2 separate regions of the Homo sapiens genome follow, and region 1 is linked to region 2. Evidence: chromatin loops called from intact Hi-C (ENCODE). Cell type or tissue: heart right ventricle. All regions are shown on one strand. Links, peaks and the distances in the headings refer to the core of each region. The heading gives the core; the rest is flanking DNA. Region 1 holds the start of LOC112268101 (a long non-coding RNA gene). Region 2 holds the start of LOC105370026 (a long non-coding RNA gene).

The links. Peaks named below come from ENCODE experiments on the same cell type or tissue, not always from the same donor. Only the 100,000 strongest peaks of a DNase experiment are listed, where the experiment ranks them.
Region 1: a loop joins it to region 2, with 7 times the contacts of the local background. A loop is called at or near these places in 3 of 110 quality-filtered maps.

The regions. Positions count from the first base shown.
Region 1 is chr12:119,140,772-119,157,131 of GRCh38, reverse strand. It overlaps SRRM4 (serine/arginine repetitive matrix 4), which reads right to left. Exons shown (of 13, transcript NM_194286.4): 9 at 11,447-11,751; 10 at 5,912-6,115; 11 at 3,483-3,593; 12 at 2,749-2,889; 13 at 1-637. The coding sequence ends at 334. LOC112268101 (a long non-coding RNA gene) reads left to right here and starts at 6,037. Exons shown (of 3, transcript XR_002957434.2): 1 at 6,037-6,121; 2 at 14,238-14,487. RefSeq lists enhancers at 2,430-2,960, 2,961-3,493. In heart right ventricle, for the core only: no CTCF peak of the experiment used is centred there; a DNase peak (open chromatin) is centred at 3,431; H3K27me3 peaks cover 411 bases.
Region 2 is chr12:119,197,834-119,214,193 of GRCh38, reverse strand. It overlaps LOC105370026 (a long non-coding RNA gene), which reads right to left and starts at 3,509. Exons shown (of 3, transcript XR_945438.3): 1 at 3,135-3,509; 2 at 453-517. In heart right ventricle, for the core only: a CTCF peak has its summit at 7,622 (motif pointing left); DNase peaks (open chromatin) are centred at 5,323 and 9,853; H3K27ac peaks cover 3,763 bases.

The DNA.
Region 1 (16,360 bases), core at 2,015-10,014, 54 kb after region 2:
CTGGCCAGGGCTCAATTTTTGAGTCACAGACCCATTGCTTCTCACAAAACCTTGAAGTTTTCTTTTCTTTCTTCTTTTTTTGTGCCACAAGATGATGGTTCTTTCCATATGCCCAGGCCTGAGCTGGGCCCCAGGATGATGCTGGTAGAGGCTCCTAGCAGGCTGATCTAGAGAGTGAAGCCCCCTTACCCTCTTCTCCTCTTCCCCTAGGCAAGCAGGAAGGACAAGGTATAGGAGCCCTCACTATTTGTCACCAAGAAGGCGGGGAGGGCAGGTGGTTGGGGGAGGCTGGCAGCGCGAAGGGGCCCCCACGGGCAGCTGGCTCAGGGGCACTTAGCGCCTCGTGCTGGAGTAGCTGTCTGCTGAGCTGTAGCTCCGGCTCTGGCTCCTGCTCCGGCTCCGGCTCCGGCTCCTGCTCCGGCTCCGGCTGCGGGAGCCCGGACTAGGGCTGCGGGAGCTAGAGCTGCTGCTCGTGCGGGTCCGGCTCCGTCTCCGGCTCCGGCTCCGACTCCGGCTCCGGGAGTAGCTGCGGCTGGCCGAGCGGCTACTGCTGCTGCTGTACCAGGAGGAGGTGCTGCTGAGGCTGCCGGATGAGGAGGGGCTGGGCCGATAGTAGGGGATGGGGCGTTTCCGGGCACTGCAGAGACCAGAGAGAGGAGGGATGAGGGCCGGCCCCTCCGTGCCTCCCCGCAGCGAGCCCCAGTCTTGTCCCAAGGGAAACCAATATCCTCCCTTTCCCCAGTCCCTTAGGAAAAAATACTCCCTTTCCACTTCTCTTGCAGTGCTGAGAACACATCAAAGTAAAAGTCTCAGCTTAGTGCTAGTATGTCTTGAAAAATGATTATCTCACTTTTTTCTTTCCCCCATGAAGCAAGCCTGGAGCTCAGAGCCTTCAGCTTGCAACAGAATCTACATCTAAACTTTAATCATAGTTTTGTTTTCCTATTTTTACTTTTACTAGAACCATCTATTTATGGCAAAAGAGGCTAATTTTCCATTTACTGTACTGTATCGTTTCCTTTAGAAATAAATGTATGAACCTTTGAAAAGAGTCATATCTATTTAAAGAAAATTAAGAATAGTACAGTTGATAAACAGACAAGTCATATGTGGTCAAGATACTGGTGAATGACTAAAGATTGGGAAACACTGAATGGGTTAATCAAGATGAATTATTTGAGATTGACTAAAGAAACTAGACAGCCATTTGGAAATGCCACTCTCTATCTTAGCTTTCCTCTAGGTTGACCCCAAAGATAATAATAATACCAACAACTTCTATTTTGTGCTTATTATCCTGGCCACTTAATAGCTGTGTGACACTGGATCAAGGGAGTGGGTTTAGAAATTATGCTAGGAATTATATTGTATTATATTATATTAATTACATTTTTTCAGACAGGGTCTCGCTCTGTCACCCAGGTTGGAATGCAGTGGTGCGATCTCGGCTCACTGCAACCTCCACCCCACTCCAGGCTCAAATGATCCTCCCACCTCAGCCTCCCAAGTAGATGGGACCACAGGTGCACACCACCATGCCTGGCTAGTGTTTTGTATTTTTGGTAGAGACAGGGTCTTGTCATATTGCCTAGGCAGGTCTCAAACTCCTGAGATCCAGCAATCCGCCTGCCTTGGCCTCCCAAGGGTTTAGGAATTCTTTACAAGCTGAGGCAGGGTGCCCTGTGGGATATTGGAGAAGGGGACCCATCACCCCAGCCTTGCTATCTGGGAAACACATTCTTTTTCCTCCTCCAGGTCATCTCCAGGGAGAATCCCTGATTCCTCAGTCCAGTGTCTGGACTGAGTGGCAGATGCCTGGAAGGCCAGCAGGAAGAGCCCAACCCAATCTTAGGGCAGCATTCAATCATTCTCCCAGCTTTCAAGGCCTGAGAAATTTGCTTGCACTCAGACTTCTCTGCTAGAGCTTTTCTCTTCTGAGGCCTTACCTGTTCCAGGAACGGTATCCACCTATTCTGACCATTCAATCAACAATGGCACATTGTGTACTCTGCATTCAAGTTTACAAAGCACGTTCACATCTTTTTGCCCCTTTTCATTTCATCCTCATGCTTCTGGGAGTTATTTCTTCCAATATCTCATGGGTGAGAAAACTGAGGCTCAGGAAGGTAAGAGCCTTTCCTAGGTCACCTGCAAAGTGGTACATTCAGGATTCCAATCCACATCCAGTGCTCTCCGGCTTATCCACCGTGGCTCCCTCTAGGTCCCTTTGGGAACTAAGCAATCCTGTTTGTCCTTTCCACACTTGGTTCAAGGTATAATTACATATAGGTTTATTTAAGCCTGACAGCTGAGTGTACAGGTCTGAGGGTAGAGGTCTGTCTCCGCTGCTCGGGATCCACCACCAGGCCAAGGTCCTGCTCCATTGCTTTGGCCTCCATTCCCTGGCCTGACGCCACTCTCTCCCCCAGCTCCGCCTCCCCGGCCCCAGCTCCACCTCCCCGGCCCCAGCTCCACCCTCAGGCTTTGGCCACTCCCCCATGCCACACCCGATTCTTCAGGCTGGCCCCGCCCCCTTCTTGCAGGCCCTGCTGGTTGAGCTGGGAGACTCAGTCCCAAGGCTTTGAACAGACACGTAATTTCAATGATGTTGGGGTTGGGGGGACCATAAGCTCGCACAATCCTAAATCCCAGCCCCAAGGAGGCCTAGGGAGAGCCTGAGGCTCGAATGAGTAAGAATGGGAGTGGGAACGAGGATGAAGGTGGGTCCCCCTTGCCCCCTGGCCTCACCTGGTTATCCTCCGGGCCTCCAGGTGGCTCGGGGAGTCTCTCCGGCGCTTTCTCATAGGCGAGTAGGACCGACGTCTCCGACGCGCTCGCTCGCGCTCCCGCTGCTGCGAGTCCTTCTCACTGTATTTGGGATCCCGCTCCCTGAAGGGGCGCGGGGGGTTACTGGGGAGCTGGGGCTGGGCTGGATTTTCTGCGTGAGCGCGTGGGAGAGGGACACTCCCTTTCTTTCCCACCCCACTGGGTCACGGGATGGGGTCTGCACGTTGCCGCAAGGGAGACCGGAGGGAGGATGACGGGGCTGCGGTAAGAGTCTGCGAGGGTTGTTAGTACCGTAGGGGTGGGGGCTGGGCTTGTGCAGGGGTGTCAGCATTTGCAGGTGGGCATCATAGCAGGGCAGGTGCTGCAGGGGTGAGGACGTGAATGTTACGCAGGCCCTGGTGCGTGGGTAAGAACTGGGGGCTCTGAATATGGGGACGGTCTGTAGAGGCTGAGGGCTGGGGATGTGAATTCTGGGGTATGTCTGCGGGACTGTTTGGGCTGGAGACATTAGGAAACAAGGGTATTTGATGCCTCGCTGCCACTCCTGATTGGACAAAGGGAACTGTAAGAATGCTGAGTCAGGGTCAGACCTAAGAGGAAGAAGGCCCGAGAACGGGGAGGCGGGGCCAGAGAGGAGGATCAGAGCAAAGGGGTGGGGCCTAGGACGGGCCTAGTTTGAGGGGCGGGGCCGGTACCTGCTGGGGCTGTAGCGGGAGTAGCTAGGGCTGCGGCGGGACCTAGAGCTTCTGCTGGGCGGGCTCCTCTTGCCAGACTTGGAGGAATAGCTGGGAGAGCGGGAGTAGGACCTGGGGGAGAGGTAACAGCCTCTGAGGAGCCTGCTGAGTGTCCGCCTGGGTTATCCAAGACGGCTTGAGCTTTATTCAGCGGGTCCCTGGGCAGTGACCTTTTTCTTTCTGGAAGCCAGGCAGAGGAACTGGGCCCCGATCAAAGAATGAAAGCCCCTCCCCACCGGTGGTTAATAATAATACCAACAACTTCTATTTTGTGCCTACTATCCTGGCCACTTACTAGCTGTGTGACCTTGGCAGATGATTTCGTTTCCCTGGGCCGTTTTCTTGTCTATAAAATGCAGGTAATAATAGTCCTTACCCTAGACAATTGTAAATTGAATGAGTGAATTCGGGTAAATCACATAGCATATTGGCACCTATGCTAAGTATCAATTAGACAGGACATAGGAAATGTTAGCTATGACTATGACATATTTTATTATGTGCCAGACATTGAACCAGTGCTTTGTGTGTATTATTTAATCCTCAACACATCTTAGGGTTAGGTACTATTATCAATTTCATTTTATAGATGGGGAAACAGAGGCACAGAGAGATGATGCACTTCGCTAAACACAGCTGGTAAGAGATGTGAACCCAGGACTGTTTGCCTCTAAGCCAAATTTAATTCACGTCTGTTTGGTTTCAAAGTGCTCTTGATTTTTGTAGACTATATTGTTGTGCATCTACATGACTAATCCTTATGCTCCTCCTAGTCTTCTTTGCTTTCTGTTAATGCCTCCCACTTTTAGAAAACAGGGGCAGGAATAGCTCTTCCCTTCTCAGTGCCCTCAGCAGTGTCCAGCTATGGTCACTGGAAAAATGTGCTTTTGCCAACTTATGCTTTGGCTATGCATTGAGAGATATAAGAAAGAGTCAAGATGAAACCTGTTTTTGGATACTTTGAAAGGATATTATCAGAATTTCCATTCACTGCACCATATAGAGTCCCTTTTCTGTGGAGCCATCTGAGTCATTTTTCATAGAATTAAAAACCTGAAATAGCTGCTCTTCTGAGCAACTGGTTCAATTCTTATCTTTTTTTTGTTAATAATGTAGTAAATGAGGGAGTAATTTTCCTCTTTGCTTTGTCTGTCAGGGAGCTCAGACGTCATATTTGCAGCTTACCTCCATAGCAACTTTACAGAATGGTAGGACGTACTTTTGGGACTGTCTCCTGACTTAATTTTATATTTCTTTCCTTAATTTTTCTTTTAGCCTGATTTGCTCTTCTATTTATGTCACTCTATCATGTTGAATATTTTCATCAGTTGCCTTGTCTCATTTTTTGGAATGGACCAGTCTTGAGATGACCAGCTAAATAAGCAACTGTTTTTTGATTGTATAGTTGCAAAAGAGGAACAATCAAGCTCCTATTGGGAATTTCTTTTTGCAGAGGAAAGCTGGACTCCCTGAATTTATGGGTTGATTCGTTTGGATAGAATCTTCCGATTTCTGAGATTTCATGTCTCATTCTGCTACATTATTATTCTACATGAGGCAATCAAGCGATTACCAATAGCTATTGAAACTGGGTAGCAGAATGCAAAAATGGCCATAATTTTTCTTCTCCCAGTGTCCACATCCCCTGCAATGTGACTTTGCAGCTCCTTTCACTGAGAGGAATACCCTTGAATCTGTACTGGTCTTGTGACTTGCTATGGCTAATAGAATAGCAGAAGGGATGCTAATTACTTCCAAGCCTAGAAGCCTTGCACAATACTGTGCTCTCTCTTGGAATTCTGCCATCACCATGTGAACAAACCAAGACAGGCCTGCTGGAGGAGGAGAGACCTCATGGAGTAGAGTGATGAGTCAGCTGGGGTCTTTCAAACTCTCCAGCCCCCAGCCAACCCACCAGTCAATCAAAGGCGTATGAGTGAGCCCAATGAGATCAGAAGAACCACCCAGCTGAGCCCAGCCCAATTGCTGATCCACAGGATCAGGAACTAAGTAGCACTTGTTTTAAAGATGCTAAGTTTGGGGATAATTTTCTATGCAGAAGTTAATTGATACACATTAGCTCATTCTCATGCCAATAGCAGCAATAATAACTGATATTCATTATGTTCTGTGTACTGTTCTAAGTGCCTTATAGCCCTCAGAACAATCTTTTCTGGTAAGAATTGCTATTTCTTCATATTGCAGATGGGAAAACTCAGGTTCAGAGAAATTAACTGACTTTCCCAAGGCCACCAGCTCGAAATGGGCAAAACGAGTATTCAAACCTAAGTCCGTCTGACTTCTCTCCCCCATGGGTCAAAGGACATCTGCAATTAACTAATTTCCTAAGGAGAAAGGTGCTGCAGAGCAAAGGTCAAAACCACACTCACCTTTTTTCAGAAGAGGTGGATCGGCTTTGGGTGTACCTGGGGGAAGCCCTGGGATTTGGGGATCGGGACGAGTGACTGGAGGATCGGGTGCTGGCATAGGAGGAGCTGCGGGAACACCCTTTCATGGGTGAGCTCCGGGCTGTGGATGGGACCAAACTGGACTTCTTCACTTCGGCACATTCCAGACACGGTGACTGAAATCCCCTGCAGGTGGGAAAATGTCCATGAGCACCGACTGCCCACTACTCTGGGAGCATCTTGTTTGAATACCTCCCTACCTTGGCCTAGGCTGTGGTGCTCTCATAGAACCCTCTTTGCCCCTTTTCCCATCCTATTCTCTCTGGAAAGACTTCCCAGGCCACATATGTTAGAGGAGTAGAGACAGAAGATACCTTAAAAGTAGACAATTCAGGTTAGCATTTCCTCAAGTGTGAAACACATACCGCTGGGGCCACAGTGGAGTATTTTAGAATGTCATCAGGCATGGGCATGATGGTAAGTAACATCAGATTACATGGTGAGAAATTTATTCCCTGTCTAGTCTTTTTCTGTCCTTCTGATTACATTAATGAGGAAGCCCCCATTGGGTGCTAGTTGGTTTGTAACACCTCTCTAACACTTTGTAATCTCTCTAAGAGAGAGGAGCACACCTCAGACTCAGCCTTGGTTAGGCAACTGCAACTAGTAGGATTAAATCCATTGTTTTAATCATATGTGTTTTTATAGGTACCTTTTATTTAGGACATGTGATTCTTTTTTTGAGACAGAGTCTCACTCTGTTACCCAGGCTGTAGTGCAGTGGCTGACTGCAACCTCTGCCTTCAGGGGTCAAGCAATTCTCCTGCCTCAGCCTCCCGAGTAGCTGAGATTACAGGTGCATGCCACCACACCCAGCCAATTTTTGTATTTTTAGTAGAGATGGGGTTTCACTATGTTGGCCAGACTGGTCTCAAACTCCTGACCTCAAATGATCCACCCGCCTTGGCCTCCCAAAGTGCTGGGATTACAGATGTGAGCCCCTGTGCCCGGCCAAGGACATTTGATTCTAATTTTCTATTTCAGATAGTACTGTAATTTTCCTTTTACTTATATATTAAAAATGAGTTTATTAAAGTAAACAGGAATATCAGTAGTACATGGATATGGTAAAAATCAAGATGACCTGTTGTTGGTTTAGTTTTGGGAAATTTTGATGTAACCCATTTTGCAGTTGGAGGAATTGAGACCTCCCAAAAGACAGAGGCTTCAGGATTATCAGAAGGCTAGAGTGCTGTCTTCTGTACTCCCACCCTGCCTAGGGCCAGGCTGACCTCTGTTAGGTGCTCAGTGAAGGCATATTTATTTGGATTGGGCCAAGAATCAAGTTCAAATCACATTAATATGGTTTTCAAGGCTCACGATGGCCTGGCACCTGCTCACCCCTCCAATCTCAGGTCTTGACTCTTTCCTCTCCTGACTCCAGCTGTCATAGACTACTTATTCCTCCTGAAATATCCCTATTCTCTTCCTTGTCTCCAGGCCTCAGAACATTCTGGCTGTCTGCAAACCCTCTCCATTCCCTCTTCATCTGGCAACTCCTACTTATGATTCTGGCTTTAGCTTGACCTCACCCTTTCTGGAAAACCTTCCTTGACACCCCCGTCCCCTGTCTGGGTTGGGCGACCTCCAGTGTGTTACCACAGACCTTAGTTCTATGTTTTGCCTATCCCTATATGGCTTACTTAGTCTTATACTTGTAGGCTGTCTCTTCTGTCCCAGATATTGAGCTCCCTGGAGACAGCTCCCTGGGGACCTTTTCAATGTTCTGAGAATTTCACAAGCATCATTTCATTCCCAACAACCTTCTGAAGCCGACATCATTATTTATTTATTTTTTGAGACAGTCTCGCTCTGTCGCCAGGCTGGAGTGCAGTGACGTGATCTTGGCTGACTGCAACCTCCGCCTCCCAGGTTCAAGCGATTCTCCTGCCTCAGCCTCCCGAGTGGCTGGGACTGCAGGTGCGCACCACCACACTCAGCTAGTTTTTGCATTTTTAGTAGAAATGGGGTTTCACCATGTTGGCCAGGATGGCTTTGATCTCTTGACCTCGTGATCCACCTGCCTTGGCCTCCCAAAGTGCTGGGATTACAGGCATGAGCCACTGCGCCCAGCTGCCAATGCTATTATTACCCCCAGATTTACAGAGAAGTCTCAGAAGGGTTTGTTATTTCCTCAAAACCACCCAGAGCCCCAAACCTTGATCTGTGCAGCTCCAGAGTCCCCACCCCTCCCACCTCACCAGCTCCCTACCTTCAGTGTCTATGGTTCCTTTGATTTAGAGCTGATGTCTCTTCCACTCAGCCCATATTTATTGAGCCCTCTCTGCTCATAAGTGGCATGACATAAACAGTCATGGACTCAACCATCATTTATATTTCAAAGTGAAAGGCTGGGTCTAAATTACTTAATTTGGCTGTCCATGGAGATCAAATTAAACAGGTAACTGCTAGATGTCTCTCAGGCTTTAGTTCCTGTTTGGGGGACATATTTGTATTTGAATTCTGGTGCTGCCACTTATTAACTGAGTTTCTCAACCACTCTGAGCCTCAGTTTCCCCATCAGGTAAAAAAGGGTTACAAATAGTACTGTCCTATAAAGGTTTTGAGGAGCTCGGGAAGATTATTTCTGGAAAGCATTTGGCAGTGTACCTAGCATGTGATTTGGGCTCAACGAATATGAACTGCCGTTATTATTGTTGTTGTTATTGCTATTTCAATTTTTCCTGCATAATAGCACTGCTGTATATCAGTAAACATGTGTCCTCCTCCTCCCTTCTGGGAACTTCACTGCCTGTTCTTGGAGACACTGACATTGGCTCTGGCCCAGCTCAGGTTCTCAGTCAAGCTTGGGTGTGAGCTGAGGCCAGGGATGACCTGGGGCAGGCAAATGGGAAGGCAGTTCTGCATGTGGATGTCAAGCTGTTTGTCCAGGACTGAAATGGGGTATGTGTTAGGGACAAAGAGTGCTCTGTCTTTGAAGAAGCTGTTAGCTGCTTCAGTGCTAAGGCGTTAGTCATCTTTTGAAAATTTTGGCTATATGGAACAAAGGCAAACTCCCACCCTCAGAAGTAGAAAAACCTCACTGTTAGCATGACAGAGGGCACCAGCAAAGCTTTTCCACCCATCCCGCAACTGTGCATCTGCCTCATTAATTATAAGCTCCTGAGAAAAAGGACTGTTCCATTTTTAAATCCCCAGCACCAGGCTGAGTGTCTGGCAGAGAGGACTTGCCTGATAAACAAGTTGAGGAATAAACAACAGAATGAATGGTACAGACTAAGTGATCAGTAAATTTTAGTAGCTATTATGATGACAGTAACCTCAGTGATTAGCATTTTGTTGTGATTTCTTGAGTGAGAGAGTTAAGCGGATGACGAAGTAGAATTACAACTGGCTCATATGCATCTGTGTGGAAGAGTTTTCTGCAGGAAAACTGCATCTAGTGAGTGTGTTAAGATGGGTAAAAAAATGGAGAAATCTCAATGTTCTCTGATATGTTGATAAATTATACTATGGTATATCTGTATCTATAATTAATAAACTTTATTTTTTAGAGCAGTTTTAGTTTCATAGCATGATTGAATGGAAAGCACAGGGAGCTCCCATATACTTCTTGCTGCTACACACGCACAGCCTTATTCCCCACTATCAGCATCCTCCACCAACGTGGTCCATTTGCTACAATCGATGAACCTCCATTGACACATCATTATCACCCAGAGTCTATAGTTTACATCAGAGTACCCTCTTGGTGTTATACATTCTATGGATTTGGACAAATGTATAATGACAGTTATCCACCATTGTAGTGTCACACAGAGTAGTTCCATTGCCCTAAAAATCCTCTGTGCTCTGCCTATTCATCCCTCTGTCCCCTCACCCTCTGGCAACCACTTATCTTTGTACTTTCTCCATAGTTTTGCCTTTTCCAGAATGTCATACAGTTGGAGCCATGCAGTGTGTGACCTTTTCACATTGGCTTCTTTCACTTAGTAATATGCATTTACATTTCCTCCATGTCTTTTCATAGCGTGGTACCTCATACCTTCCGAGCACTGAATAGCATTCCATTGTCTGGACGTATCATAATTTATGTATTCATTCACGTACTGAAGGATATTCTGGTTGCTTCCAAGTTTTAGCAATTACAAATAAAGCTGTTGTAACATCCAAGTGCAGGTTTTTATGTAGAGATAAGTTTTCAATTCATTTGGGTAAATACTGTGATATGTTCTTTTTTTTTTTTGAGATGGAGTCTGGCTCTGTCACCCAGGCTGGAGTGCACTGGCGCAATCTCGGCTCACTGCAAGCTCCACCTCCCAGGTTTATGCCATTCTCCTGCCTCAGCCTCCCAAGTAGCTGGGACTACAGGCGCCCGCCACTATGCCTGGCTAAATTTTTGTATTTTTAGTAGAGACGGGGTTTCACTGTGTTAGCCAGGATGGTCTCGATCTCCTGACCTCGTGATCCACCCGCCTCGGCCTCCCAAAGTGCTGGGATTACAGGCGTGAGCCACCGCACCTGGCCTGTGATATGTTCTTAAATGACTTACAATTAATTTAATGTTAGACTTTCTTTCATTTTTTTTTTCTTTTGAGATGGAGTTTCACTCTTGTTGCCCAGGCTGGAGTGCAATGGTACAATCTCAGCTCACTGCCACCTCCGCCTCCAGGGTTCAAGCAATTTTCCTGCCTCAGCCTCCCGAGTAGCTGGGATTACAGGCATGTACCACCACACCCGGCTAATTTTGTATTTCTAGTAGAGACAGGGTTTCTCCATGTTGGTCACGCCGGTCTCGAACTCCTGACCTCAGGTGATCCACCCGCCTCGGCCTCCCAAAGTGCTGGGATTACAGGTGTGAGCCACCACGCCTGGTCAATGTTCGACTTCCTTCTAAGATTACTGGTAAAATTGTCATCTGTTTTTTTGCCTGCCTAGCCTCCATCTCTCCTGATACCAATAACCTGGCTTTTCCTGTAGAGGAGTGTGGGAAGGTTCGACTCATTAGCCCTAGTGATGGCATCTGACACATTCTGGCCAACAGCATAGCATCCCCTGGGACAGTGATGGGCAGATGACCTAAGCTGGGCCAAACAGAACCAATAAGCACCTGCCTTGGTGTTTGGCTGAAATCTTTGAGAAAGAAGCATTGTTTTCCTGTTGGCTGGCTAAACCAATAGAATGTTAGCTGCTTGGCATATTTGACAATGCTTTGGGAGGATCTGCTTGAGAATAAGGCCAGTAGGATGAGGAAGCAGAATAAGAGATGTAATGAGAAAGACGGATTTCCAGCAACATATTTTTGAACCCCTGAATCCAGCTGTACCTGAAGCTAGTGCCACTAGTGTTTTAAAACAAGCCAGTCTGAGTTGAGTTTCATCTCTCTTACAAATAAAATAATCTTGGGGGTGGAGTGGGGGAGGCTGGGATGAGAGCATGAGAAGGTGGAGCTAAGGTGGGAGACCGTCTACCCCCGACCCTGTGTGGTGCACTGACCTTGACTCTCTGCCCCTGCTGGTGGGGGAGAGATTCTCCAACATGGCCCCCTTGTTCTGGGGTGAGGAGGTGGTGAAGGAGTTCCCTGAATCAGAGGTGTTGCCACTGTTGAGCTCCCGGCTCTTGCTCAAGCCCCCACTGGGGCTCCCCTTCTCCTGGCCCCGAGACCTGGCTGAGCTGGTTTGCGTGGAGGGTGGCGAGGACGTGTCATTTCCTGAGTCGTACTCCTGGGAACGTCCTCGCGAGGTGGTGAGCGGGCTGGCTGTTTTGGTAAAGAGGTCAGCAGCAGACCCCGACCCAGTGATCTGAAAGCAAAAAGACCCGTTGGACACTGCTGAGCGCTGGGCCCATGGGCTGTTTCTAAATAACCAAGAAATGTTTACCGTCATGATGCACTGTAACGAAAGGAAAGAGAGAGAGAGGAGAAGAAAGAAGAGACGCCAAAAAACAAAAGCACAAATTCCTGAAGGAATACCACAGAAAGGAGATTTTTTTTTTACCCCCTGCTAGGATAACTGGAAGATTTAGGTATCATGCAGAGAAAAAGCATGCGATTCAGATTAAACAAAAGAAAAAGGAAATTATACAAAATTTAATTTCTAATGAATTAAACAAAAGAGTCAACTCAATAGAAAGGGGGTGTAAACACCCTTAACCTAAAACAATAATAAAAAATAAAGGAAGGGAAAGGGGAAAAAGAAATGGAACTATGGGCCTGAAAAAATATATCTTGGAAATTAAAAATAAAAGCAGATAAAGCCAAAATTTTAAACTTCAACCAAATCCTCAATTAATTTAACAATTTTTTTTGAAAAGAAAAAGTTGCCTGAATAGAAACCTAAACAAATATCACATGGGGAAAAGAAATGAAATAAAGATGAGAGTTTGTTTTTTGTTTTTTTAAATATAAAGTCAAGGTCGCAAACTGACATTTTAGCAGTTTTCAACTAAAGGGGAAAAGAAAGGAGGGGACAAAAAAAATGGAAGTTAAACAGTCTGACCAAAAATAAACGAAAAAAAGGGTCACTATAGATATTTGTGTGTGTCCTTTTCCCCTTGTAGAAGGTAGCTAAGGCTCTTGAGTGGCTTCTAATAAATTCTCTCATGTCTTTGCGGATTATATCCACTTACCAAGCAAGAACTCCTCCTTTAGTAGGTAGGTAAGGTGTAAGAGAAAGGGAAGAGCGGGCAACGTGAGTCCATCATTAGAGTCGCAATTGACAAGAAAAAACACACACCTTTCTGCACATCCTCAAACTTGGCCCTGAACTTTGAGTTTTGGTTTTTTAAGTGCCCTTGACGGGTGGGGGCATCAATTCTGTTTTGGTTTTGTCATAAAGGGGACCTAACCTAGCCAACCTAATCAATCCCTTAGGGCCCAAGTTGGAGCAGGAAACCCTTGTGGAACATGCCAGTGGCAGCTAGAGTATTGCATCTACTACCTAGGTGTGAATATTGAGGGGGCACGAGGGAGGGAGGATGCGCTTGCAACAGAGGGCTTTGGAAGGGGCTTGGAAATTGGGCTTTGGGGTGACTGGGAATAAAGAGGGGCCCCGAGAACCCTGTCTAGGGCTGATCTAGGACCAATGAAGGAGTAAAGGAGGCGATGGAAAGCCAGCACTTGGGAAGGCGGGCACGCGTTTAGAAGCAGGATGGCGAGGGGTTTCTTTAAATATTCAGACCTGTTGTGGCTGGGATGACACAGTTAAGTTTGATGCTGGCCTCTGCCAGCAGTACCATGCTTAGCTGCGGATGGGAGGGACCCCTGCCCTGGGCCTTCTCCAGAGATAACCATCCCTATGGGATGAGAAATCTGGGGGACCAAGAAGGCACCCCCTTAAGACTGCTGCCCGCCTTAACCACTCTCTGGGTACCTGAGATCCCAAAATTCTCTGTTTAAATGACTCCTATGCCACTTTCCAGGTCTCTGTAGACCTCATCCATGGATCCATTCTCCTGCAGGTAGACCATGCTTCAAGTGTCCACACTTCTAGGTCCAAGGGTAGCTATTTGGACAGAACTTGGATGTTCAGGCTGAGGGGTCTATATGCATGTGTGTAAGCCCCATCATGGTGTTGGATGTGCCAGATGCAGAGAGAGAAAGGGATGGTTCCAGGGCCAGATTCTCCCGCCACTGCCATGTCATATCCTGGCACTCTGAAATGGTCCAAGGGTCTAAATTCATAACTAACTTTCAGATCATTTTGAAGGTATGTTGACCAAGATAAGAGAACATATTAAGTTTGCTGACTTATTTATAAACATTTAGACATCTAATTTGTGGGTCTTCTTCTATACCTTTGCTCTGACCCCACAAATGTTAGGGCAGCTTTCACCATAAAAAGCCTACTCTTTCCCCAAACTTTATCTTGTGCATCTTGGCCCTAAAGGAGGGGGGACTTCTACTTCTGGAATTTCTTAAGAACTATTTCTGCCTTCTCAGCAATTGGTCATGAGGGTGAAACACAGACACATTGGAACTGTGAGAATAGCATAACTCCTGTGGTCAGGATGTCAGCTCCTGGGGCTGGGGAGGCAGGAATTCCTTTGTAGATTCTCCCAGGAGGCTTTGCATACAGGCAAGGTGATAGTCTAGCTTTAGCAAGTTCTGTCCAGCACAGCTGCCACTTTACCTGCATGGCACACTGGATAGCTTTGCTTTGGGAGAAGGGACCTCAAAATAAGGTTGCTCTGGTGGAGTTTTCTAGAGTGAGACTTTTAAAACAATAATGTAAAGGCCCTGTTCCCATTCAGTCCTCCTATTTATTTGTCTTCTTGTTTTGCATTTTAGATGCCACATCTTTCTCAACTCTGGAGTTCAATGGTAACACATGTATCTCCACCACCTCTGTCAGGAATGTATCATGCCAGGCAACTAGACCCTGAGATCTGCGATCTCTGGCTTGGGCTTGGTACAAAGATGGGATCATGGAATCTTTGCCCCAGAGATGGTGAGTGGTTGGTAGCCAGTGTATTACAAGTGAATCCAACAAGCCCATCCTGGAGGGAGCTAGGCTGGAAGAACTCAAGGACAGGGGCCTGTGAGTACAATAATTTTCATTATCTTGTGGTTTGCTACCTGGAGGCTGCCAGGCTGGGCCTTTCTCTCCCAAGTACTTGTTCCTAGTCTTGACTACGAATTTCATTTTTCCTGGTGCACCATGGATCCCCGTAGGCAAGGATTTCTTGAATGTGAGGCCCCTCTGGGCTAGTGGATATAGAAGTGGATCTAGCCTTGTTCATCTTCTCAACCCAACACTCTGAGCTCACAGGGATACTTTCAGAGTATCACCACCTGGCTCTGACTTATCCACATGTAACTTGTGTGGTCAGAACTGAGAAATCTACAAGGCATTATGCTTTTCCATCATCACCAGAAAACAGGGATAAAGGCACTATTGAAATGTTCTCATTGGGTTAAATTTGGTGCCTGAAAATACCAACCTCTCCTGCATGTTTAAAAATCCCATTTCTTTGAATGGATCTAAACTCTTTGACATGGATGACAGTGTTTTTTACAGCCCGGTCCTGCCTACTTCACAAATAGCATCTCTTCCACACCATCCCACCCTGGCCCCCACAGCCTAAGCTGACTGATTCAGATTCGAGTTTTCTTGGTTCTGCCATCCCATCTTGTTCTAACCCCAGGCCATTTGCACATGCCATTTCCTCTGCCTAGAATACTCCTCTCTTCCCCACTTCACATGGCTAAATTTATTCATCCTCCAGGTGTCCTATCACCTCTTCTAGAAAGCCTTCTCTCATCCTCCAGACCAGGATAGCACAATACACTGCACTTCATTCATTCACTGAATCTTGAATTCACTCACTCATTCAAAAATGAGTGTCATTTGTTTGCCACAGCCCTGTTCCTCAGTACAGTAGTTGCTTATTTTATTGGCCGTCTCTCTGACTGGGTTTGGAGCTTGCTGAGGGCAGGGCCATGACTGGTTCAATGTTGCACCCCAGCATTCACCAATGCCTGGCACAGAGTAGGCACTCAGTAAATTTTGCCTAATGAACAAGTTTGCTCTCCGGTCCTTTGAAAGCCTCTGTGGGCCTGCCTGACTTCATTTATTGTAGAGACAACTGGGTGATCAGGCCCAGGTGGGATCCAGCTGGGTGTCTGCCAGCTTTGGGAATTTGAGAAGAAACCAGCCTCCATCACACTGAGAATCGTTCTAGGAAACTTGGAGACCCCTGGCTGAAGCTTGGGGTCTCAAGACCAGCTCGGCTGGGTGTGTGAGCTCGAGAGAACCTCTAGAATCAAATATTTATTTTTATTGATATATAATAGATGTACATATTTTTGGAATATATGTGATATTTCGATACATTCACATAATGTGTAATGATCAGATCAGGGTAATAGAGATAGATATCCATCACCTTAAACATTTATCTTTTCTTTATGCTGGGAGCATTCAAATTATTCTCTTCTAAGACCGAGCATGGTGGCTCACGCCTGTAATCCCAACACTCTGGGAGGCCGAAGTGGGTGGATTACTTGAGGTCAGGAGTTCGAGACCAGGCTGGCCAACATGGCGAAACCTTGTCTCTACCAAAAACTACAAAAATTAGCCGGGTGTGGTGGCATGTGCCTGTAGTCCTAGCTAGTTGGGAGGCTGAGGTGGGAGAGTTTCTTGAACCTGGGAGGTGGAGGCTACAGTGAACCAAGATCACACCACTGCACTCCAGCCTGAGCCAAAAAAAATTATTCTCTTCTAGTTACTTTGAAATATAAAATAGATTATTGTTTACTAGAGCCACTCTACTGTGCTATTGAACAGAAGGTCTTAGAAGAAAGTTTGAGGTCCAGACCCCTGGCAGAGAGAAAGAAAGCCCTCTGTTCTTTCTCTCATTCCCCCTGATACCCCTCAGACCGAGGACCCTGGGAGAAAGCACCCAGAGGCT
Region 2 (16,360 bases), core at 5,247-13,246:
ATAGAGTAGATATTTGAACTCAGGCAGAGTGGGGATTTGAACTCAGGCAGAGTAGAGATTGGAACTCAGGTAGAGTAGAGATTTGAACTCTGGCAGAGTGGTGATTTGAACTCAGGTAGAGTGGGATTTACTTTCAGGTAGAGTAGATATTTGAACTCAGGGAGAGTGGAGATTTGAACTCAGGCAGAGTGAGGATTTGAACTCTGGCATATGAACTTCACCGAATCAATGAAAAAAGAAATGAAAGGTGAGGTGGTGCCCTGTTAGTGGGAACTGAATGGATGAGGGCTGGATGTGAAGGAGCCTGGGGAGTTCTAAGGGGCTTGACAGGATTTCCTTTTGGACATTAGAGGAACCAGGCGATGCAGTGGGAGGCAATTTTGAGTCAAAAGCACAGGCCCCTTTCTTTTTTCTGTGTAGAAACAAACACAATAGAAATCCTGATGACCTACCTGCCTGTTTACTTGTTCCCTCATCACGTGTTTGCTTAAGCTTAGATCCAGTTGTATTATGTTCCCTGAAACATAAAATAAATAAATAAAAATAAGCACGAAGAACTGTGGAAGAACAAGGCTGGCCACTGGTGTAGATGTTCGCACCGTTTCCCTGCAGCAGCTTTATACAGGTTCCAAGGTATTTATTTCATTCTTTCTTTTGAGAAAAAAAACAACCTTTTATTTTGTTGTTTATTATTCAATTAAGACACACCCCACATGTACCTTGCTGATAAATTAGAAAATTATAGATAAGCTAAACTAATAAAATAAAAATCACCAATACATCTGCTCTCCCTTACTCCAAAAAAAAAATCATTGTTAGTATTGGGTATATTTCTTTCCAGCACTTTAATTCTTATGCAATTTTTAAATGGTATCCTATTGTACCTGCTATTTTGTAAGCTGATCCTTTCAATGTATTGTGATGATATAAATAAAGACAATTTCACAACTTGGTTTTTACAACTGCAGATTTCTGATGGTTGGTTATTTATTTCTTGTTTTCAAAGAGGTGAGAGGTGGAGAAGTGTTTTGTGGCTGACTGGGCCATTGGCTATAGGGCCAGGGGTCTTTCCACAGGATGTGGGAGGGCTTGGAATAAGTTGGAAACTTCTGATGGAAAACATTTTGGGACTTCAAAATAACACCCCTCTATCGGCCAAGTGCCCTCCTTTGTCAAATGGGTCATTTTAAGAATTGAATGAAAGAAGTATGCTAAGGCCTAGACAGCATCTCCTTCTTCTCCTCCTTCACTCCATTTATCTAACACATGTCTCCATAGATACCAGGGGTGTTCTGCCAACCCCTCCCAAAGATAATAGATTTTTGATAGCTTTACTTCCCAAGACAATAATTTTTGGGCAGGGCACAGCAGAACTTGGTGGAACATTGTGACCAGGTTCCTCCGAATGGCAAGAACTTGGTTCCTAAGTTTCTGAGCTTCAACTTTCTTTATCTCCCCAAGAGCTGGGCTTTTCAGTTCCAGTTCCTTCTCTCCCACCTCCCACTGGTCTCCTTTCACTATCCTCTGTTGTCTCCTTTTGGGAGTCTAATCAGAGAGAGGAGGCTTGGAGTGGTGGTGGTTACTGCTGCTGGTGATAGTGGGAACTTAGGGAAGTTCTTGGAAGTTAAGCTCTGACCTGGAGCTGGACCACCTCTCTTAGATATCACTCAGTGTTTGGGAATCATTGTAAAGAATAGACAACCTCAAAGGAGTCATTTTCCTATGCAGCAGAGACTCAACATTTTAGCCAGTTAGGGAGATAATGTATATTTTTTAAAATCACAATGCCTGGCACATAGTAAGCACTCAATACACGCTACTTATGATGACGATGATGGTTATTATTATTTTAAAAGGCATAGAAAGCATCAGTCCCCTGAATCAGGGGGACTGTGGGAAGTTTAAGATGAACACAGTTCTGGAAGGAGATGCTCTTCCCACTCCCGCCACCCATGCCGCGGAACCAGCCTCGGGCGGAGTGCATGCTGAGGAGTATTTTCATAGCCCCTCACAGCCTGAAGACATCCAGCGTGTCGCCAAGCAGATAAATGCACTCATGATCTCCTGCTGAAATTGGCACGTCCAGTGTAGAGCTTCGATGATTTATTTACCAGTGACAGTTCTGCTCTGGGGTGGAAGTGCCCTGGTTTGCTGAGTGGTTCATTCATTTATCTTGGTTGACAACGCAGGCCCGTGGGATCCCCATCTCAGCTCCCACCCATGCCTTCTCCTTTTGCATCCTGCTGCTAGCACTGAGGGCACAGGCGTGAGGGTTGGTGTTGTGTTTACCTTCCCGCCTACAGAAGCACCATCTGGGGTCTGCTTTGGGTGGGGAGGTCCTTGGGTGTGGTCATGGAGGTGGGGGCCATACATAGCATTAGAGAAACCATATTCCTATGATCATCCCTTTTTAAGATGCCATCGGAGTCAGATTGCTATGGGCTCAGATGCTGTCTCTGCTATTTATTAGCTGTGTAGCCTCAAGTCAGTGGCCTGACCTCTCTGAGCCTCAGGTTCTCCATCACCTGTTACGAGGGAATAATAATAATACCTATTCCCTGCTTTCTTGTGAGGGGAGATATGGAAAGCACCTGGCACCTAGAAAAGTGAGCCTGACATATGTACGAAGCTCTTAATAAAAGGTGGTTATTGTTCATAGCTTCATTCTTATTATTCTCCTGGGTCCAGCACTGTTCCCTGGTGAAGAAGGAGTTTGCTCTCAGGCTTATGAAATAACAGAGCTGGACTCAACTTACAGAAAAAGCCCTAGGCCAGGCACGGTGGCTCACGCCTGTAATCCCAGCACTTTGGGAGGCCGAGGCAGACGGGTCACGAGGTCAGGAGATCGAGATCATCCTGGCTAACCCGGTGAAAACCCTTCTCTACTTACTAAAAATACAAAAAATTAGCCGGGCGTGGTGGCGGGCACCTGTAGTCCCAGCTACTCAGGAGGCTGAGGCAGGAGAATGGCGTGAACCCGGGAGGCGGAGCTTGCAGTGAGCTGAGATCTTGCGACTGGACTCCAGCCTGGGTGACAGAGCGAGACTGCATCTCAAAAAAAAAAAAAAAGAAAGAAAAGAAAACAAAGAAAAAGCCCGGAAGCTGTGTTGAAGCTCAGACTCCCCCACACTTACACACTGTGATGTCAGGACAAGTTAATTCACCTTTCTGAGCCTCAGTCTCCTCATCTGTAAAATGGCAATAATGAAATGAGATACATTATGGAAAGTATCTGACATCAAGAGTACTCAGTGAAGATCAGTTTTCCGCCACCCTCTCTTACTTGCATAATACCTTATGATGTATGAAGGGTGGTAACAATCGTTATCTAACATGATTCCCACCCTAACACCCACTGCTCCAGGGACAGATTGTAATCCCTAATTCACAGATACAGGGGCCCAGAGAAGTGCAGCAACTCGTCCCAACTTATATTTATTAACTCAACAAATATTTCTACCGAGTGCCTCCTGGATATTAGCCATTGTCTTCAGTGCTTCAGACACATTGATGAATGGAACAGGTGAAAAATCCCTGCCCTTGTAGAACTTACATTCTAGAAGTGGAGGGAGATAATAAACAATGGAAGTCATGAATAGATAAATTACAGAATATGTCAGAAAGTGGCAAGTGGTGTGGAAAAAAAAACAGATCTGATAAGGGAGATCGGGAATGATAAACAAAGGGGAACAGCTACAGTTTCAAATGGGGTGTTCAGGCTGAGCCTCACTGAGATTATATTTGAGCAAATATTTGATGGAAATGAGGGGCTCAGCCATGCAGATGTCTTGAGGAAGAGCACATGCAGGATGTTCAAAGGCCCTGGGGTGGTGGTGTGCCAGGGGCATTCATGGAGCAGCAAGGAGTGGAGTGGGGATGGGGAGAGGGGAAAGTGATGAGGCTGAAGGGGCACAAAGGGAACAGGGTGTACATGCAAGTTTGTGTGCATGTGTGCGTGCGTGCATGTGTGTGTGTGCCTGTGTATGTGTAGGCATGTCTGTGTGTATGTGTGTAGGGAGAATCCTTTAGGGCTTTGTAGTCATGATAAGGACTATGGATTTTGCTGAATAGAGGAGCCTTAAGAGGCTTTGATCTGAGTCATATTTGAACTGAGTAATATTTTACCGAGGTCAATCCAGCTTTAGTGTTCAAACTGACTGCAGGGTATACATCAACAGATACGTGTATGCACAGCATGTCATATCCATACAATGTCATATCCATACAATGTGGAATATTACTCAGTCATAAAAAGAAATGATGTTTCAATATATGCTATAACATGGAAGAACCTTGAAAACATTAAGCTAAGTGAAAGAAGCCTGACACAAAAGAACAAATATGGTATGATTTTACTGATATGAAATGTCTAGAGCAGGCAAATTTAGAGACAGAAAGTAGATTAGAAGTTCCCAGGGGCTGGGTGCAGAGAGAAATGAGGAAGTTGTTGCTTAATGCTTACAGAGATTTTTTTTTTGGACGATGAAAAGTTTGGAACATAGTGGTGGTGGTTGCACAGCATTTTGAATGTACTTAATGCCACGGAGTTGTTCGTTTGTGAAAATTATTTAAATGGTATATTGCATGTTACATATTTTACTACAATAAAAATTTTAAAAAAAATTGACCAGGCATGGTGGCTCATGCCTGTAATCCCAGCACTGTGGGAAGCCGAGGAGGGCAGATCACTTGAGGCCGGGAGTTCAAGACCAGCTTGACCAACATGGCAAAACCCCATCTCTACTAAAAATACAAAAAAATTATCTGGGTGCAGTGGCACATGTCTGTAGTCCCTGCTACTCAGGAGGTTGAGACATGAGAATCGCTTGAGCCTGCGAGGCAGAGGCTGCAGTGAGTTGAGACCGCACCACTGCCCTTCAGCCTGGGTGACAGAGCGAGACTCTGTCTCAGAAAAAAAAAATTGACTGTAGGGACAAGTGTGGAAACAACCTTTGCTGTAACATAGGCTTGGATCAAGGTGGAGGCAGGGGAGGTGGTGAGAAGTGTTTGGACACTGGATACATTTGGCAGCGAAGGATTTCCTGATGAATTGTATGCAGAGTTAGTAATTCTTGGGGCAAGACACAAAACGTGGGTCTCTTGAACCCTCCCCTGTACCCCAGGATGCACAATGAGTGTTTTGTGATGACTGCAGGTCACGAGCCTCCCCATGTTTCCAGCCTCTGTTGTCCTTGCCAGGACTGGGTTTTGGATTCCTCTGGCTCATCAGGGGCACATGGTGCTAATTCCACAGAGGGGGCATTCTGGGCTGGAGCCCTTGAACGTCAGCCACGGTCCTGGGCTTGCACCAATCCTGCCTGGGCAGCTCCTCTGTTTGTTGCATCACTCTGGTTGCCTGGGAGATGAATTCCCAGGTCATGAGCCCGGATTAGGGCTGGGTGGAGCAAGATGGAGCAGATGAGCTCATGAACAACACTGTTGCTGTTTGCACTGTGGACCTTAGTAACCTGCCAGAGAGAGACGGGCTTAGATCTTGCTCCTCCTGCATTCGGGCACCATGGACAGAGGAGGTCCTGGAGGGACCAGCATGGGTTTTAGGCTCAGTCATCTCTAGGTTCAAACCCCAGCTCTACTTTCTAATTCCTGTGTGACCCTAAGCAGATGGCTTTCCTTTTCTGATCCTCCGTTTCCTTAAATTGAGATGATACCATCCATCCACCTCCTCGACTTGTTGTAAGGGTTAAGTAATAAATGGATGACTGGATTTTGTAAAGTGACAATTGCTGGACAACAGAACTCATATGGCAGAGGACAGTATTGGCAGATACAGATCAGAGAGTATGGACAGCAGCTTGGTGACAGCTGACAAGGAGAGAAGTCTAGAAGAGCTCTGGGGTTTCTGCAGGGAAGGTGTTTGTGCTGAGTACTAACTTGGGGGAAGGAAGGGAAGGGAGCAGTTTGCAGGGAGAGATAGTGGATTCTCCTTTGGAGATGTGCAGTTTGAGAATCCTGTGAGTGGTGATGTCTAGGAGCCACCTGAAGCCTCAGAGAGCTGATCTGGAAGGGACTTGGGTGTGTTAGCTTAGAGAAGGCTGTGGAATGTGTGGGATACTCCCAGGAAAATGCACAGGGGCCTTAGGAGGGGACTCCAGCACAACTGCATTTATGGGACTCTTCTAGGAAAAGAACTCTGCAAAGGAGAATGGGGGTTGGGGGAAGAGGGGGAGAGGTGAAAGGACTTGGCCAGGGTCACAGAAGGAGTTAGTAGTTTGGCTGGTTTAGAACTCAGGTGTCACCTTACAGGTAGCATGGGAGATGCTATGCTGCCCAGCCTGACATCTCTCTCTCTCTCTCTCATTCCCTCTCTCCTAGTGTACTTACTATAGCTTAGCAGCTGGTATTCTTTGTTTTTAAGTGAAAGAAACAGACTTTACGTAATTTGGGGAGAAAGGGATGTGGGATAGTTCATTTAATCGAAAAGAAATGTTGAACACTATTTAGATGTCAGGAAGGACAGAATGGGGCCACTCTGGGGATCTGGAGCAAGGAAAATGGACATCTCAGGACACTGTCTCTGGAATGAATCAGCTTCAACTATTTCCCATCCTCAAGTCTCTCTGCATGAGGTTCAAATTCCCAGGAGAGAGGCTCTGCTTGGCTTAGCTTGGGCCATGTGCCCACCCCTAGTGAAGGAAGGTTGACGTCCTTTGATGGACGTTCCCAGTGAATCTGCACAAAGTGGTAAGAAAGATGTCCCAAAGAGGTATTGAGGGACTATGACCAGAGTAAAGACACATAAATGCTGCCAGGCAGAAGCCACAGGTGTCTACCCACCCCCACTCCACCCCAGGCCTGTACAGGGCTCTCTGGAGCCTTCAAAACTGGGTTAGAGGGCATTCCCTGGAGGAAGTAAGACCTGAACATAGAAGAATGTGATTGGCCAACCTGATTAATTCATCACTACCCACTTATACCTGGCAGGATCCCCAAGGAATGCAACAGAAGGTGGAACAGGGTAGCTTTAATGAGAGGGAAAAGAGAGGAAAAAAAGGCCTTAGCCATTTAGACTAATTAGAGATGAGGGAGGGGTGGGGGAAGGTAGGTCTGTGCTGCCAAAGTGCTTTTTATTTGCCAGCAATTGCTCTAAGTATTTTACATATCTTAATTCATTTATTCCTTTCCGCAACTCTACAAGGTACTCCATCATCACTCCTATGCCAAGGAGCCTGAGGCACAAAGAAGTTAAGAAATCTGCTCAGGGTCACCCAGCTAATAAATGATAGCACAGAATTCAAACCAGGGCCGTCTTGCTCTGGAGTGTGTATGGATAACCTCACACGGCTACACCAATGCCATGTTCTAGGACAGGAAATAAAATTTGCATCAGGTGATATATTAAATCAAAGATTTCCTTATGAGAATCTCTCAGACCTAACAGCTGGGTTTACTTTTCTTGTTTGAAATGCAATCCATTCTCTATGAAGAATATTTGAAAAACACAGAAAAGCACTGCTCCTAGTTCGGGCTGTTATAATAAAGCACCACAGACTGGGTGGTTTATAAACAGTAGAAATTTATTCCTCACTGTTCTGGAGGCTGGAAGCCCACGGCCAGGCTGCCAGCATGGTCGGGTGGTGGTGAGGGCCCTCTTCAGGTTGCACACTGCCAGCTTCTTGTTGTGCCCTCACATGGGAGAAAGAGGATGAGAGTGCTCTCTGGGGCCCCCTTTATAAAGGCGCTAATCCCATTCATGAGGGCTGCATTCTTATGGCCTAATCACCTCCCAAAGACCCAACTCCTAAAACGATCACATTGGGAGTTAGGATTTCAACATGTGATTTTTGGTGGGATACAAAACACACAGTCCATAACAAGCACAAAGGAAAGAGTAATGTGAACACTCAACTTCTTTACAGAAATAGTGGATTTTAAAACAAAATAGAAAGCAAAATTGTATTTATTTTAAGTTTTAAAATTTTTTTAGAAATGGAGTCTCATTTTGTCGTCTAGGCTGGAGTGCAGTGGCATGATCTCGGCTCACTGCAACCTCTGTCTCCTGAGTTCAAGTGATTCTCCTGCCTCAGCCTCCCGAGTAGCTGGGATTACAGGCGACTGCCACCACGCCTGGCTAATTACTATTATTATTATTATTATTATTATTATTATTATTATTATTTTGACACAGAGTCTCACTCTGTCACCCAGGCCGGAATGCAGTGTCATGATCTCGGCTAAGTACAACCTCTGCCACCCAGATTCAAGGGATTCTCCTGCCTCAGCCTCCCGAGTAGCTGGGATTATAGGCACCCACCACTGCGCCCCATTAATTTTTGTATTTTTAGCAGAGACAGGGTTTCACCATCTTGGCCAGGCTGGTCTTAAACTCCTGACCTCGTGATCCACCTGCCTCGACCTCCCAAAGTGCTGGGATTACAGGCGTGAGCCACCGCGCCTGGCTAATTTTTGTGTTTTTAGTAGAGATGAGGTTTCACCATGTGTGCCAGGCTGGTCTTGAACTCCTGACCTTAAGTGATTTGCCCGCCTCGGCCTCCCAAAGTGCTGGAATTACAGGCATCAGCCACCGTGCTCGGCCAAGAAATAGTGGTATTTTAAAACAAAATAGAAACGCAAAGTTAAATTTATTTATTTTAAATGGAATATCATACATACTGATTATTTGAGGCTGGCTCTTCCCATGTTATTTCTGTGACAATAAATCATCTTCAGGAGCATGATATTTAGTGGTTGCATACTGTTTCAGCCGTTTGTCCAACTGATGCCCTGCAATTGAACCACTTCTGACTTCCACTTATTCATGCATATAAAAGCAGCAGACAGGGCAGTCCGCATCCCCCAGCTCCCTTTTACTGTTTCTGTATATGCCTCCCCTGGCCTCAGGGTGCTTTTGTTTCCATGAGTTTGCACCTGTGACTCTTCTGTGGAGGACTTCCCTGGGGCTACTAGAGCCATTTTAGGCACAGGGTCAAAGGACGTGATGTTTATGTCCTGACTGGGAGTTCACAGCCGCACTTCCACCCCAGGGAGATACTAGACAATGGGTGTTGGGTGCAGAAGCATTAAAGCCCAGCTCTCTTGCCTTAGGTTGGAACAAATTCACATTCACTCTAGGGTTTCTTTATAGTGGTGCTGTCCAAAAGCATATAGCAGGCGTAATGCTAGCCACTTTCGAGGATAGATCACAAAAGACACGTTGGGCTTCTGCCTCATTCTCTGTTGGCTCACTTGCTCTAAGAGAGGTCAGCTGCCATATCATGAGGATTCTAACGCATCCCCATGGAGAGCCCCACGTGGTAAGGAACTGAGGCCTCCAGCCAACAGCCACAAGAGTGAACTTAAAGGCAGACCTTCCAGCCCTGGTCTAGCCTTCAGATGGCTGCAGTCCCTGCTAACATCTTGACTGCAGATTCATTTAAACCAAGCTCATCCAGCTGAGCCTCAGCTGAATTCCTGAACCTCAGAAACTGCAATCATAACTGTTTACTGTTTCAAGTCACTAAATTTTAGGGTAATCTCTTATGCAATGACAGCTACCAGCTATATCTTCCTCTTGGAGGTTCACAATGCACATCACCAGACTAAAGAGGAGTATTTAACTTTGTCTAACCTAGCACCTCCCAAACTTATTTGACTGCAGAACTCTTCCCATCTCCTTTTCTGCTGATAGCATCCACTCTAGGAACTGCTGATCTAGCATGAAATCTTGGACACAGCCAGAAAGTCTCCATTTCTGTCCCTTCTGCAAAGACATTCTTTGTTCTCCAACAACTGTGTCTGTGCTGGCTTAGATCTGAGGTGTGTATGGGCCTGTGTGTGTGTGTGTGTGTGCATACATGCCTGCCTATTGGTAGTAAGCTCTGTCATCGTGTCTGCTGTGGATTTTGTAAGCTGTCACTGTCAGATCCAGAACAAGCTGGTGTGTCATGCAGGCACAGGAAAAATGAAATTGTCCCATATCAGGTCACTAGGCAACGTTTCCAAGACAGCTGGTCCTTGTCATTCCTCTGCTCTCTCTGCTTCTCTCAGCTGCTGGGATGGTGATAATAACTAAGCAATAGCCCTGTTTTTTTTTACAAACTTGCAATCATCCCAGCAATTCTTTGGGGGATATTAAACGTGATTATTAATTATTCCCATTTTATGGATAAAGAAACTGAAGCTCTGAGTGAGAATTAAGGGTTTCATTTGTTTTAAACAACACACACCTACTAAATCCAAGCATTATCATTCCCTCTGCCAGAAACTCTTAACCCTTCTTTTCACCCTCCCCGCTCCCTGGCCTAGCTAACACATTGGTCTGGAATAAGCCTGCTGTAGTTTAAAACTGGCTCATCTCTTCCAGGCTGTGGGATCTTGGGCACATTTCTGGATCAACTGCCTTCCAGGGTTGACTACAGATTACATGAGTGTGAAGAGCATAGACAGTGCTTTGCAGCTAATAACATTCAATAACATTATTATTATTACTCCCCCTTCAGGTTTCGACTGGACATCATTTCTTCCATTTCTTCCTAGAAGCCCCCAGTAACTACCACATCCAGGCTGGGTGCAGGCAGAGGCCCATGTGTGTGTTCCCCAAGGCCCAGTGCTATAGCTGCCATATAGTAGGCCAGTGTGTGTGTGTGTGTGTGTGTGTGTGTGTGTTTGTGTGATATTCAAAATCTTTAGCTGGTAGGACACGGCACTGATCTTTCAGAACAGCCACTCGTCCAAAGGCCTCCTGCTGAAGAGATATTAACACTTCAGCTGTTGATTCTTAGAGGGAGTTGGAGGTGATGGGGGCGGTGGCTATATTTGAAATTGTAGCCAGGTGTGGTGGCTCATGCCTGTAATCCCAGCACTTTGGAAGGTCAAGGTGGGTGGATCACCTGAGGTCAGGAGTTCGAGACCAGCCTGACCAATATGACGAAACCCTGTCTCTACTAAAAATACAAAAATTTGCCGGGTGTGTTGGTGGGCATCTGTAGTCCCTGTTACTCAGGAGGCTGAGGCAGGAGAATTGCTTGAACCTGGGAGGCGGAGGTTGCAGTGAGCCAAGATCATACCACTGCACTCCAGCCTGGGCAACAGAGTGAGATTGTCTCAAAAAAAAAAAAAAAAAAAGGAAAAAACAAAATTGTAGGTACTATCATTATTTAGATGTGGACAACAGAAAAGGGGAAGATTGCCATTGAAAACATAGCTTGTTATACTCAAAGATTCTAAGAAGTGGGGGCACCCCACGCCACGGGGAGCCACAAAGGGAAACTCCAGGGTCCCTCAGGAGGCAGAGGGAGTAAGAAGAAAATGTGAGCAAGAGCCTTTATTATGGCTTCTGCGGGAAGGAAAGGGTGAAGCAGGGCATGCAGGTTTTGAATTGGCTCGTTTGAATAATTGCAGCAGGCTCTGGGACATAGGAGCTGTCTCTGCTTCTCTGGTTCCTGGCCCTGGGTGATTAGGGCAGGTGGAGAGTGAGCCAAGGGCTGAAAAGCACAATAAAGGAGATGGTTGGGGGTCTGGGTTCTGGAGGGTTTGGTTTGCATATGAAAAATGTGCTCCTCTCCCAGAGAGTCCTTTTCTATCTCCAGAAATTGGCTGGCCCTGGGACAGGTAGTCCCTCCAGGGTTAGCCAGAATCCAAATGCCAAAGCATTAGAATAAGAAAACATGCTTGATACAGGCCAGGACCCTGGGGGTCCTGAGAGGCTCAGGCAGTGCTATTCACCAAGCGGTAATGAGGTATTTCATTATTTGAACACTGGCATACTGTACCTGGGCATACCACTTGAATTTAGTGCCAAGCACAAGTGCTCAGTAAATACACAGCGAATTGCTGAGTTGGGTAGTGAGACTTGGAGCCTCTGTTGCCCCGCCCCCCATATCCAAGTCATCCTTAGAGAACGGCAATGGCAATGCCCTTCCACATGGCTGCCTTCCTCCTTCCCGAGGGAGCCACCAGGTAACCCACATCTGCTTATACCTGGGAGGCCTTCCAGCTATGGGACAGGTGGGTTTGCTCAGCCAGCCTTCAGCAACCTGAGAGCTGGGCCCACAGCAGGCCTTGAGACTCCCACTGCTTCTAACAACTCCTAGGCCCAGGACATTTGTTGGGAGGGGACCTCCAGGCAGCCCCACATTCTGCCAGCTCCAGGTGTTGGCTCATTTAAGAGACAGTATTGATTTTCACATTATGATGCACTACCCGTGAAGCACTGAAGGGAGGGGTTGGAGGAGAAGCCAGCCACCGATTGCCGGAATTTATTTTGAGACACATTAATTTGTTTCTTCCCTTCAAGGTCAAATCAAGTCATCTCTATACATCACCATTGGCAGCCAGCTGGCTAGAAGGCAGTTGGGAGGGGGTGGAGGTGTGCTGCGGATAAAGCTCTGTCAGAGCTGGGTCAAGGCAGGGGGCTGCAAGAAGGTTCTGGGCATCTCCTCTCCCAGTATCATCAAAGTGAGAGCTCAGGAATAATACTTCTCTGTCATTTGATTGGAGATCTCCAGGGAAGGGTCAAGTCATCTATTTTGATGCCAAGTCTTGTGTCTTTGAGCTCGAACCTCTCAGAATGGAAATGAGCCAGGTTTCTGGGTTTTGAAATCATGCCTTTAGCCTAATTTCCCAGGGTGACCCACACTCACCATTTATTTGTTCATCCATCCATTTAATAAATATTTATTGTTTCTGATGTGCCAAGCATTACATTTAGCATAAAAGACAGTAGCGGACAAGACAGACAAATAAAATGCCTACTCTTTTGGAGTTTCCATTCCAGGGTGTATCTATGCAAGTGATGTGTGTTGAGGGTAGCTTACGTTTTAATAGGCACGTGTGTTTCCAACCAAGCAAGCACAATTCTCAGAAGTGCTTTGATGGAAATACAGCAATGTGATCTATGTAATAGTCGGTGATTGGAGGTGGTGATTATGAGGCCTCTCACAACATTGTGAGACTTGAGCAAGCAGGGGTAGGGTTGGGGAGGGGAGATCTGAGGAAATTAGGATAGGAATAAGGCAGTCAAAGAGCTGGGGGCCGAGTGTTCACAACCTAAGGAAAGGAGAATGCAAAGGCCCTGGGGTGAGAAGGACCATGGTGTCTGAGGAGCAGAAAGGTGGCCAAGAGATGAAGTTGGAGACCGGACAGGGGCCAGATCATGTGGGACTTTGAAGGCAGTAGAATGGAGTTTGGATTTTATTTGTTCAATCAATCCATTCATGTATCCATCTGGCAAGTATGAAATGCTTCCTCTGCACCAGGCACTGTGTTATGAGATAGGGATACTGGAAAGAAGCACCAACGCGTGTTCTCTGTCTGTAGTCTACCAGGGGAACTATCTGGGTGTCTGGGAAAAATCATACTCTTTTGAGATATTTAAATAAAAATGACTCATACTCCTATGAAGTACCCTCTCCAAGAGCCTCTCAGGAGACCATTCTTGTGGTTCCGTCTCCAAGTTCCTGCCCATGAAGAATTCTCTCCATTTACCTTGCTCTGGACTATCCTTGACCTTGATCCATCCTCACCCACCAAGACCGCTCATACTAAGCACCTAAGGGTGTGTAAGACTTCCCTAAAAGTGGTACTGGCATATGAGTTTTATACCACAATGCAAAGAATTTAAAATTAAATACTGTGCACCATATTTTAGTTTCTGATTCCCCCCACCACCTGGCCTTCCTCACTGATCACCTCTCACTGAAACTGCCTTTGCAAAATTATAACTGAGGAAATTGTGACAGTGAAAGAAATCAGACCTAACCGACTCTATCTTGCTTCTAACCCTAAAGCTGCCCTTGTTCATTCCTGGGTGTAGGCCGAACTAACTTTGGGAAGGAATTCAGTTCATGGTTTGACTCTGACACAAATTTGACAAGAGCCCTTTCCTGAAAAGACCCCCTTCTTGCTTGGGGACCAGTCTGCCTTTGTAGGACTAACAAATTAGCTACAAGATTAGAAATTACAGTTTAGGGTCATGCAGCCTCTGGTTCCAAGAGTCTGAACCTCCCCAAATTGCTCCTGGGGGTAACATCACTATTGTAAAACCTAAGATCAGTGCTTGAGATATTTTGCAGACCTCGCCCTGGATGGACCAGCTGACGCCACCCAGACGGTAATCTGGCCCAACCAGTTCTGCCATCCCACCCAGGAACGGAAGACATTAAGAAAACCTCGGCTGGGTGCGGTGGCTCACGCCTGTAATCCCAGCACTTTGGGAGGCCAGGGTGGGTGGATCACGAGGTCAGGAGTTAAAGACCAGCCTGGCCACCATGGTGAAACCCTGCCTCTACTAAAAATACAAAAATTAGCTGGGCACAGTGGCAGGTGCCTGTAATCCCAGCTACTCAGGAGGCTGAGGCAGGAGAATCACTTGAACCTGGGGGGCGGAAGTTGCAGTGTGCCTGCACTCCAGCCTGGGTGACAGAGAGAGGGTCCTTCTAAAAAAAAGAAAGAAAGAAAGAAAGGAAAGAAGGAAGGAAGGAAGAAAGGAAGGGACGGAGGGAGGGAGGGAAGGAGGAAAGGAAGGAAGGAAGGAAGGAAGGGAGGAAGGAAGGAAGGAAGGAAGGAAGGAAAGAAGGAAGGAAAGAAAACCTCACTTTGGCACCCTGTGATTCCATTTCCAACCTGACCAATCAGTACTCCCCAAATCCCAAGTCCCTACCCACCAAACTATCTTTAAAAACTCTGATTCTCGAATGCTCAGAGAGACTGATTTGAGTTCTCCTGCACAGCCGGCTCTGCGTGAACTACTCTTTCACTACCGCAATTCACCTGTCTTGATAAATCAGCTGTATCTAGGCAGCAGGCAAGGTGAACCCATTGGGCAGTTACATCACTACAGTCCAGCCATCCAACACGTTGCCAGGCCCCCTTGCTTTAGAGCCCTTGCTCACTTGCTTGGGAGGATCTGTGTGGTTCTCCATGCCCTTGGCTCCGGAACCCTCTCATGGATGGGCTTCTACTCTACCTGCTTGGGGTCTCACCATTCAGTGGCCTAGAACTAGAGAACTTGGAAATAACAATCTTACTTTCCTCCTCTCACCAGGCTCTTAAAAGTGGGAAGAAACAGTATCTAACACCCAGCCCAGTGCCTTGCACATGGTAGGTGTCCAGTAAATGTTTGTTGAGCAAATATCAGATGGGTAAGGATTTTCCCCTAGGCTTGAAATGATTCCTCCTCCCTTCCTTGAAAACAGAGTAGCTAGGATCAGTTTTGATTTTTGTTATTGTTATTATTATTTATCTGCTACAAAAATACCTAGGCTGTTACAATATGATGTGTTGTGTTGGGATAAGGGTAAGTGAGAGGGGGCTCTGGCCTGCCTGGTAGGAGACCCAGCAGAGACCCCAAAGAATTAGCCAATGAAGAGGGTGGGACAGTAATCCTTGGAAGAGAGAGAGTAGTGTATTCAAAGTCCTGGTAGCAAGAAAGCACCTGTCTGGTTAGAGGAACAGAGGGAAGTTAGGTGGGGCAGGAGGGAGAGAGTAGGGGTTTGAGCTGTAGTGGAAAAAGGTCACCCAGGGACTGATCCAGCAGCCTAATAAGTCTTGCAAAGAAGTCTGCACTCAATCCTGTAAACAATGGGGAACCATGAAAGGATTTTAAAAGGAACATGCCTTTTGCCTTGGCTCATGTGTTTTCTTCTGCCTGTGAGGCACCTCCCTGCCCCAAACCCTGCTTGCTCAAGTCCTATATCTGTGCCTGATCCTCAAGCCTGCCACAAGTGAACCCTTCTCTAAGAAGACACCCCTGATCCCCCTGCGCTCCGCAAAGCCCCAATCTGAAACACCTCTTTTCTCTTCCCATAATTTGGATGGACTCACTTAAGGCACACATCTTTTGCTTTGTTAGGAGAAAGTCAGAATAGAGTAATAGTGAAGAGTGAAGGTCCTGAAGTCAGGCTGCCTGGGCCAGTTGCTTACCAGGTATATGATTTGGGGCAGGGCACTTCTGCTTATCTGAAAAATGGAGATAAATGCTGGACCTACCTCGGCTGGGTGCAGTGGCTCACCCCTGTAATCCCAGCACTTTGGGAGGCCAAGGCGGGTGGATCACTTGGGGTCAGGAGTTAGAGACCAGCCTGGCCAAATGGTGAAAATGTTGTCTCTACTAAAAATACAAAAATTAGCTAGGCGTGGTGGCAGGCACCTGTAATGCCAGCTACTGGGGAGGCTGAGGCACGAGAATCACTTGAACCTGGGAGGTGGAGGGTGCAGTGAGCTAAGATTGTGCCGCTGCCCTCCAGCCTGGGTGACAGAGTGAGACTCCCTCTCAAAAAAAAAAAAAAAAAAGAGAGAGAGAAAAGAAAAGAAAATTGGACCTACCTCGTATGATTGTAGTGCAATTAAATGTATTAAATATACATAAAGCACCCAGCATGGTGTCTGCACAAATCAAAGATTC